Regions from separate parts of the Homo sapiens genome. Here region 1 is linked to region 2. A link is an interaction called in ENCODE POLR2A ChIA-PET data of the cell type or tissue named here. Cell type or tissue: GM12878. All regions are shown on one strand. Region 1 overlaps NSMCE1 (NSE1 component of SMC5/6 complex). Region 2 has its middle 5.2 kb from the start of IL21R.

Evidence for each region. Peaks named below come from ENCODE experiments on the same cell type or tissue, not always from the same donor. Only the 100,000 strongest peaks of a DNase experiment are listed, where the experiment ranks them.
Region 1: POLR2A ChIA-PET joins it to region 2 with 10 read pairs; 8 of 35 experiments call an interaction of 5 or more read pairs at or near these places.

Annotation. Positions count from the first base shown.
Region 1 is chr16:27,238,743-27,243,742 of GRCh38, forward strand. The region is part of intron 2 of NSMCE1 (NSE1 component of SMC5/6 complex); the gene reads right to left. Among named protein-coding and RNA genes, the nearest start is that of NSMCE1-DT, 27 kb to the right of the region's middle. In GM12878, no CTCF peak of the experiment used is centred here; a DNase peak (open chromatin) is centred at 4,599; H3K4me3 peaks cover 591 bases; H3K27ac peaks cover 789 bases.
Region 2 is chr16:27,394,424-27,399,423 of GRCh38, forward strand. No RefSeq gene overlaps it. Among named protein-coding and RNA genes, the nearest start is that of IL21R, 5.2 kb to the right of the region's middle. In GM12878, no CTCF peak of the experiment used is centred here; a DNase peak (open chromatin) is centred at 4,708; H3K4me3 peaks cover 639 bases; H3K27ac peaks cover 1,490 bases.

The DNA.
Region 1 (5,000 bases), 160 kb before region 2:
CCAGCCCAGAAGCTACAGAGGGCCAGCTGCTCTGGCCATGAGGTGATGCCATGCTTCCTGCCTATCCCCAACTGTGCACCTGGCCACCAATGAGTCCTATGTGTCCCTCCCCCAATAGCATCCCGACACATTTTTTTTTTTTTTTGAGATGGAGTGTCACTCCATTGCCCAGGCTGGAGTGCAGTGGCACAGTCTCAGCTCACAGCAACCTCCACCTCCCAGGTTCAAGCGATCCTCCTGCCTCAGCCTCCCCAGGCACTGGGACTACAGGTGTTTCACCACCACACCTGGCTAATTTTTTGTATTTTTAGTAGAGATGGGATTTCACTATGTTGGCTGGTCTGGTCTCAAACTCCTGACCTCAAGTGATCTGCCCACCTGTCTCCCCAAGTTTTGGGATTACAGGCGTGAGCCACCGTGCCCAGCCCCGACACATTCCTTTCTAAGTTGACCAGAACTGGGGTCTCTTGCTTGCTCCCAAGATCCTTATGATGTCCACTAAGCGCTAAGGTTGCACCAGATCGCTGCTTCCCAGCCTCAGGTCTTCAGGACAGCTAATGTCCACAGCTCTGCCCCTGGTCTCTCCCCTGATCCAGGAGCCCTGGTGGAGAAGCTACAGTTTGCCAATCTGTAGGGATACACTGGGCTAAAGGCATGTCTGAGGATCCTTTTGACCTCAATATTCTACGAGCCCATGGTCATGATAAAGAGTGCGGAATAAAGTCCGTATGGTGAGATTCTGAGACAACTACTTTCAGTCTTAGAAATACCACTTTGAAGACTTAGGAGTTAATTAACAACACCACTCCTTTTCAGAATCCAGAACCAACTGAAGAAAAAGACACAACCTTCAGTAAATATCAAAACATCAGGTTTTCTGTAGGTAGCGCTGGATCAGAGGCTGGTTCTCTGCACACCACCAACCTCCAGTCAGTGATATGGGAGGCCCAGCTATGAGGACAGAGGAACGAGGCCCTGGCCCTAGCACAGATGTCTCCTCTAGAGGGAAAGAGATACCCTAGCCAGGACAACCAGCAACATGTTTAAATCAAGCAAGTTGAACCTCTAAACCTCTAAACACAGTGCTATCTGTGTTCTCTCTACTTGGAAGAGGCAGGGTGTGTCTGGATTTCTTAAGGGCTATAGTAAAGTAGCTCATGTTAGGCTAAAATCAAGGGGCCTGCAAATGTGTGGCTATGATTACCTTATTATGTGCCAGCACTATGCATTCACATGGTTCATTTCATCATGACAATAACAGTAACTCCGTAAGATGAAATCACTAGTATCATCTGTATATACAGGAGGCTTGGAGAGGTTAACAACTTGCTCATAGTTTCCGTAACTTGGAAGGAAATGGAGCCCGGGCTTGCCCAACCCCAGATCCTAAGCTCCCAGGCACTAAGCCCCATGGGCTCCACAGAACAAGCCTGAGGACATCCTCTATACCAGACCCCACCGTCATCTCGTCTATACCCTCCTGCACCTGCCCTGTGCTTCAGAGTCACCAAGAGAGACTGGGCCAACAGGGAAGGATGGAAGGCATCTGGGCACCTGATTAGGACACCAGAGGTGGTACCCAAAGAGGAGCTGCACTCACAGAGGAGATGCATTGGATCAGCCCGGCCTGGCCCAGCCCAGCATCCATCATCCCCTCAGCTCAGACCAGCCCAGCATCCATCATCCCCTCAACCCAGCTCAGCCCAGCATCCATCATCCCCTCAACCCAGCCCACCCCAGCATCCATCATCCCCTTGGCCCAGCCCTGAGCACTGGGCCAGGTCCAGCGTGCAGGGACAGCATGCAGGGCAGCAGGAGCAGCTGAGGAAAGGCAAAGACCCTGGAGCGAACAGAGCCACTCTTCCTTTAACAGGAAATGCCCATCAGTGGTGGCAATTGAAAACGGGCCTCCAGGCAAGTGACAAGCACTGAACAAAACAGGACACTTCTCCCCTAAGGAGAAGGGTTGGCTCAAGTCATCTTGAGAGATTTTGTTTTGGACTAATTCTGTATACAGTTTCTCCTTTTCTTTTAAAATTAAATTTTAAGGCCAGGTGTGGTGGCTTACACCTGTAATCACAGTACTTTGGAAGGCCAAGGCAGGAGGATCATTTGAGGCCAGGAGTTCAAGACAAGCCTGAGCAATGGATCAAGAGCTCATCTCTACAAAAAAATTTAAAAATCAGCCAGGCATGGTGGCATGTGGCTATAGTCTCAGCTACTTGGGAGGCTGAGGCAGGAGGATAGCTTGAGCCCAGGAGTTGGAGACTGCAATGAGCTATGATCGCATCACTGCATTCTAGCCTGGGTGACAGAGCTAGGCCATCTCTCAAAAAATGAAAGAAATGATTAAGTTACATTGGAATGTAATGTTACCAATGAGCCTCTTCTTGCTATATCAGGGTCCCTGCTTCCCAGAGGCTACTGGAACCTAGGATTCACTGTGCACTTGGGCAACAGGAAATTGGGAAGTCTACTGCCCTGACCTCTGACCAACAAATAGTTTTGTTCTAAACTAGGCAATAAAAACATAAAATGTTATTTTTAGGCAGAGGAAATAACAGCAAAAAATAAGACTCCAAGGGCCCAAGCCACTGTGAGCCAACTTACCCTCTGACAGCCCTCCCGACAGACAGGGTGGACGGGCGGTCCTGCTAGCACAGCACTGAGGACAGGGCAGGGCAGGCCCTGGATGAGACGGGGGTGCAGGAGTGGAGCTGGCCCAAGAGAGCAGACCCTGGGCTGGGAAGAAGGAAGGGCTGGTGGGCAGGACACGGGGCTGGGGAGGTTTGTGAGGGGCCACAGGATTTCACCTCTCAGCCTGTAGCTCTCATCTTTCCCCCAACCGCCTGGGGAAAAAGATTCTCTGGACCTTCAGGCACACAGATGCAAAGATGAGAACTGCCATGGGCACTTCCAAGCATGGCCAGTGAACAATGCTGGGAAGAGCCGGGTGGAAGGAGAGTGGCTGGTCTGTGGTAGATCACTTAGTGACGAACCGTCCTCTCCATCGGTGCACCAGCTCATTCACTACACGCTGCAGCGCCGCTCCTCACCTCTCAGCAGACCCTCAGCAACCAATGCAGAGGCGAGCCAGAAAGGATCGCTGCTTCTCTTTCTCAGAGGTCAGAGAGATGAAGGACATACCTAAGACGGGACAGGAAGCGACAAAGTCTAGACCAGAAATCAGATGTCTGGCCATTAGCTGGATGCAATCACGAAAGGATGTGGGCATTCATCAGAAAAAAATTCTTACATATACATGCAATGATGTTGAGAATACTTCAAAATAACGTGGGTAAGCAGGTACAAACATAAATAAAACAAGATCAGTCCTGCGTTCATCATCGGAACTGAGTGATGGCACACAGGGCTTCACTGTATCAGTCTCTCCACTTTTCTGTTTGACTTTTTCCATAATAAAATGTTGTAAAAATACTTCAGTGCTCAACAATCATATAACTTGACTCCTTGACCCTCATGAATCTCAATCTAAAGAGAAAAATGAGTGTTGTGTGACAAGGTAGATTAGCTCAGTGCTCTGACAGTAGAGAAGAAATAGGATTTTAATAACGTATGGTTTTAAAACCTATTGTTCTGAGATCTGTACACAGAGTTCTTTTCTTCTTAAACTCAAGAAGTTTATTACAATCAGAAGTTTATTACAATCAGAAAATCTGCTCTTTAGCCTCACTCAAATGACAGAGCATAAAACTTATTTCATGTTACTGGGCACAGTACCTGCATCTCAGCTGCATGCATTTATGGTACTAAAACCTATGACACCACTGCAGGAGTGGTGATGGGGACATCCACTTGCTGTCCCTATCTATGCAGCATCTATGGGACCTTCCCCTGGCTGGAGGTCTACCAGTCAGGACTCCCACTGGCAATAAAGCAGTGCCCACTGCTTTATCACGGTAAAGTTCTGGATCATAATGGAAATCGTCATGAGAAACATAAACTACTATATATTTTGCTACTGATGCTGTTCATACACATTTCATCTAATCACACCCACTGAAAACAGGTGGTCCATCTATCCTTGAGATGAGTGGCAGCTCTGACACCTTCTGTGGCGCTCTGGTCCCCATCCCTACCCATGCAGGAGCCCTCGCAGAGCTGATACAGGGGCTCTGCAGGGGACGGGAGAGAGGCTTCCTGGTCACCCCAGCCCCTGAAACCAGAGCAGTTCTTCCTGATCCCTGTTGGGTAAGTTTCCTCCTGCTCAGATTGCACTGAGCGAACTGAAAATGGACAAATCTGATGCCTACAGAGGCAGGCAGGAAGCACAGCTGCAGACAGCTGTGGGCACAGCAGGGAGCTGGCGGCACGCATTCTACCAAAGAAGGCAGCACTGCTCTGCTCCAGCCGAGTGCCCGAGTTTTGGGTGTTTACACAGAATCTCCTGGCGGTTGTTTTCTGTTTAACCTGGTAATTCTTAAAAATTACAAACACTATAGTGCAAACAAACAATGCCTGTAAGTTATATACCACTGACCGTTCACCGTCTCCCAATTCCGATGTGGGCAGGAAACCCGCTGTCATGAGACACAGTGATTAATGAGGTCACTCTGTTCCCTGACCCACCAGCTAAGCAGTTACTATTTCTCACACAGGCTGGACTGTGAGCAGCTCAAAGGAATGGACCGTGTTACACTCATTCTTCTGAGAGATTGAACATACAAACAGCCAATGGGCTGCAGCCAATGGCCAGACCACGTATAAAAGCAGAACTCCAACCCAAAATCTACATCAACCTGCCCAGAAAGCCAGCCCACCACCTCTAAGCCAGACCTGCAGGAAGCCAGGCCAGTCCCCTAGCAACCAGTCCAGAAGCCAAAACTAACCCACAATCATGGCCCAAAAGGACCAAGGCAGGATCAGTAACTGATACTACCCTAATTGATTTTATTTTATATTTTAGAGATGGGGTCTCGCTCTGTCATCTAGGCTGGAGAGCAGTGGTGCAATCATAGCTCACTATAGCCTTGAACTCC
Region 2 (5,000 bases):
GCTAATAGACACACATAGAACACTCCACCCAACAATAACAGTGACCACAAAGTGCACATGGAACATTCTCCAGGACTGACTATATGTTAAGCCACAAAACAAGTCTTGATAAATTTTAAAAGATTGAAATCATATGAAGTGTCTTCTCTGATCACAATGAAGTTAGGTATCAATAGCAGAAGGAAAACTGGAAAATTTACAATTATGTGGAAATTAAATAGCATATTTTTAAACAGTCATCATGTCAATGAAGAAATCACAAGGAAATTAGAAAATACTTAGAGACAAATGAAAATGAAAGCACCAAAAACACACCCAGAATTATGGGATGTAGCAAAAGCAGTGCTAACAGGGAAATGTGTAGCCCTACATGCCTTCATTAAAAAAAAACAACAAATAAGATCACAAATCATAACCTAACTTTACTTTTAAAGGAACTAAAAAAAGAAGGACAAATGAAACCCAAAGGTAGCAGAAGGAAGGAAATAATAAAGATTAGAGTGCAAACAAGCAAAATAAAGAATACAAAATCAATAGAGATGAAAGAAACCAAGAGTCGTTTCTTCAAAAAGATTGACAAAATTGACAAGCCTTTAGTTGGACTAAGCAAAAGAAACAATACAAATCACTAAAATCAGAAATGGAAGTGGGAATATTACTACAAATCATACAGAAATAAAAAGGATCATAAGGGAGTACTGTGAATGACTGTATGCCAACAAATTAGATAATAATAGTTGTCAACTTAAATATTAAAGTTTGGTAACACAAACTGCCAAAACTGACTCAAGAAGAAATAGAAAATCTTAATAAACATACAACAAGTAAAGAGTTGAATCAAAAACCTCCCAATGAAGAAAAGTCCAGAGTCAGATGGCTACACTGGTGAATTCCACTAAACATTGGAAGAAGAATTAACATCAGTTCTTCTCAAACTCCTCCACAAAACAGGAGAGAAATCCAGACAAGAGAACCACAAGAAAACAAAACTACAGACTAATATTCCTTATGAATATAGATATAAAATTTCACAAAAATACAAGCAAACTAATTCTACAGCACATTAAAAGGATTATACAGTGTGACCAAAAAGGATTTATCCCAGGAATGCAAGGGTGGTTCAACATAAGAAAATTAATCAATACAATACATAACATTAATAGAATAAGAAAACCCACACGATCATCCAAATTGATGCAGAAAAGCATTTGACAAAATTTAACACCCTTTCATGATAAAAACACTCAGTAAAGTAGGAATAAGAGAGAACTCCCTCAACATGATAAAGACCATATATGAAAAACCTGGCTGGGCACAGTGGCTCATGCCTGTAATACCAGCACTTTGGGAGGCCGAGACAGGCAGATCACCTGAGATCAGGAGTTCGAGACCAGCCTGGCCAACATGGTGAAATGCTGTCTCTACTAAAAATACAAAAATTAGTTGGATGTGGTGGCACACACCTGTAATCCCAGCTACTTGGGAGGCTGAGGCAGGAGAATCACTTGAACCCATGAGGTTGCAATGAGCTAAGATCATGCCACTGCACTCCAACCTGCACCAGAGTGAGACTCCATCTCAAATAAAAAAGAGAGAGACAGAGAAAGAAGGAAAGAGAGAAAGAAAGAAAGAGAAATAAAGAAAGAAAAACCCGCAGCTAACAAGCTAACATCACACTAAATCAGTGAAAGACTGAAAACTTTTCCACCAAGATCAGGAAAGAGGATGCCCACTTTCACCACTGGTATTCAACATTGCACTGAAAGTTTTAACCAGAACAATTCAGCAAGAAAAAGAAATAAAAGGCATTCAAATGGGAAAAGGAAAGAGTAAAAACTACTGTTATTCGCAGATGACATGATCATATATATGGAAAATTCTAAAGAACGCACAAAGAAATTATTAGAGCTAATAAATTCAGCCAAGTGACAGGGTATAAGATCAACATACAAAAATAAATTGTGTTTGTATATACTAGCAATAAACAACCCCAAAAGGAAATTAAATAAATTCTATTTATAATAGCATCAAAAATAATAAAATACTTAAGAATAAATTTAACCAAGGAGGTGCAAGATTTGTACACTGAACACTATAAAATATTGCTGAAAAAATTAGAAAAGACCTAAATAAAGTTTTTTAAATTCTATGTTAATGTAATGGAAGATTTAACATTGCACTCCTCAAAGTAATTTATAGATTTAATGCAATTCCTATAAAAGTCCCAATGGCCTTTTTTAAAAAATGGAAAAACTGATCCTAAAAATCATGTGAAATTTCAAGGGACCCAGAAAAGCCAAAACAATAAAGTTGGAGGACTCAAATTCCCATTTTTAAAATTTACTGCAGAGCCAAGATTGTGCCATTGCATTCCAGCCTGGGCAACAAGAGCGAAACTCTGTCTCAAAACAACACAAAAACAAAAACAAAACAAAACAAAACTTACTGCAGAGCTACAGTAATCAAAACAGTGTGATAATCCTGGCACAAGGCTAGACATATAGATCAATGGAATTGAACTTAGAGTTCAGAAATAAACCCATGAATCTATAGTCAATTTTTTTTCATTTTTTTTGCATTAAAGCACACTATCAACAAAGTGAAAAGACAGCCACAGAATGGGAAAAATATTTGTAATTCATATATCTGATAAAGGTGAGTTTCCAGAATATACAAAGAACTCTTAAAATTCAACAACAAATGATGAACAATCAAATTTAAAAATTGGCAAGGAGCTGGGCACGGTGGCTTATGCCTGTAATCCCAGCACTTTGGGAGACTGAGGTGGGCGGATCACCTGAGGTTAAGGGTTCGAGACCAGCCTGGTCAACATGGTGAAAACCCGTCTCTACTAAAAACACAAAAATTAGCTGGATATGGTGGCACACGTTTGTAAGCCCAGCTACTCGGGAGGCCGAGGCACAAGAATCGCTTGAACCCAGGAGGTAGAGGTTTCAGTGAGCCAAGATCACACCACTGCACTCCAGTGTGGGAGACAGATCAAGACTCTGTCTAAAAAAAAAATAAAATAAATAAAATTTGGCAAGGGACTTCAATAGACATTACTCCAAACAAGATATGCAAATGACTACCAAGCACATGAAAAGATGCTTACCATCATTAGCCATTAGGGAAATGCAAATCAAAACCACAATGAGATACCACTTCACATCCGCTAGGATGGCTATAATAAAAACCAACAGAAAATACATATTGTCTGCTGGGTGCGGTGGCTCACGCCTGTAATCCCAGCACTTTGGGAGGCCGAGGCGGGCGCATCACGAGGTCAGGAGATCGAGACCATCCTGGCTAACACGGTGAAACCCCGTCTCTACAAAAGAAAATACAAAAAATTAGCCAGGCGTGGTGGCAGGCACCTGTAGTCCCAGCTACTCGGGAAGCTGAGGCAGGAGAATGGCGTGAACCCGGGAGGCGGAGCTTGCAGTGAGCCGAGATCGCGCCACTGCACTCCAGCCTGGGCGACAGACCGAGACTCCATCTCAAAAAAAAAAAAAAAAAGAAAAAAAAAAAAAAGAAAATACATATTGTCAAGGACGTAGAGAAATGGGAACCTTCAGACATTGCTGGTGGGAATATAATACAGGGCAGCTGCTGTGAAAAACAGTTTGTCAGTTTCTTAATAAGTTAAACTTATTTAAAAGTTAATAAGTTAAACTACCTTTAACTCAACAAGTCTCCTTCTGGGTATATATCCAAAAGATTTGAAAATGCATGTCTACACAAAGACTCGCATGCAAGTGTTCATAGCATGCTTGTTTGTAGTAAAGGAAAAAGTGGACATACTCCAAATGTCCATCATCTCATGAAAGGATAAATGAATGTGGCATATCTATGCAATGTAATATTCTTCAGCAATAAAAATCAATTTTTATTTTTTATTTTTTTGAGATGGAGTTTCGCTCTGTCTCCCAGGCTGGAGGGCAGTGGCACTAGCTCTGCTCACTGCAACCTCCACTTCCCGTGTTCAAGCAATTCTCCTGCCTCAGCCTCCTGAGTAGCTAGGGCTACAGGTGCACGTCACCATACCTAACTAATTTTTGTATTTTTAGTAGAACAGGGTTTCACCATGTTGGCCAGGCTGGTCTCAATCTCCCGGCGTGTGCAACCACACCAGGCTAATTATTGTATTTTTTAGTAGAGGCGGGGTTTTACCATGTTGTCCAAGCTGGTCTCGAACTCCTGATCTCAAGTGATCCGCCCACCTTGGCCTCCCAAAGTGTTGAGATTACAGGCATGAGCCACCGCGCCTGGCCTAAAAATGGATTTTTAGATATGTGGTGCCAACACACGCTACAACGTGGTTGAACCCCAAACACGCGATGCTGAAAGAAACTAAACACAAAAGACAACATATTGATATGAGATGCCTAGGAAAAAAAAAAAGCAAAATCAGTAGAGGCATAAAGTAGACGAGTGGCCCTGGGAATGGGAATGGAGATTGACTATAAGCAGGCACAAGGAACCTTTCAGGAGTGATGGGATTGTTTTAAAATTGGATCGTGGTTATAATTGCACAATTCGATAAATTCACTAAAAATCATTGAACTGTACATTTACAGTGGCTTGATTTTATGTTATGTAAAACATAGCTAAATAAAGCTCTTAAAATAAAAATAAAAAAGAGGAAATGGGTTGAGGGAGGGGGTGTGTCAATTATTTTTTCCCAGGAGGCCCCTTGGCTGAAATGCAAATGTGACCACTTCCTCCCCGCTGACCAGCTATCAGCACTGAGGCATGGTTGGAGGGCCGCTGAGATCCTATGGCACCTTCCTTCCAAGGGTATAGAGGCCATACTTATGAGACATTTACAGACCCAGAGGAACCCCTCAAGGGACCACATGTCTATTTCTGAGGGGACTCATGTTTACCCCAGTGGACATGGGCCTGGCAGCTCCAAATGCATCTACTTTTTAAGCACCAAGGGACTGTGACCCCTGCTGATCCCACCCATTCCCCAACTCCTGGCCTGAACTGAAAAT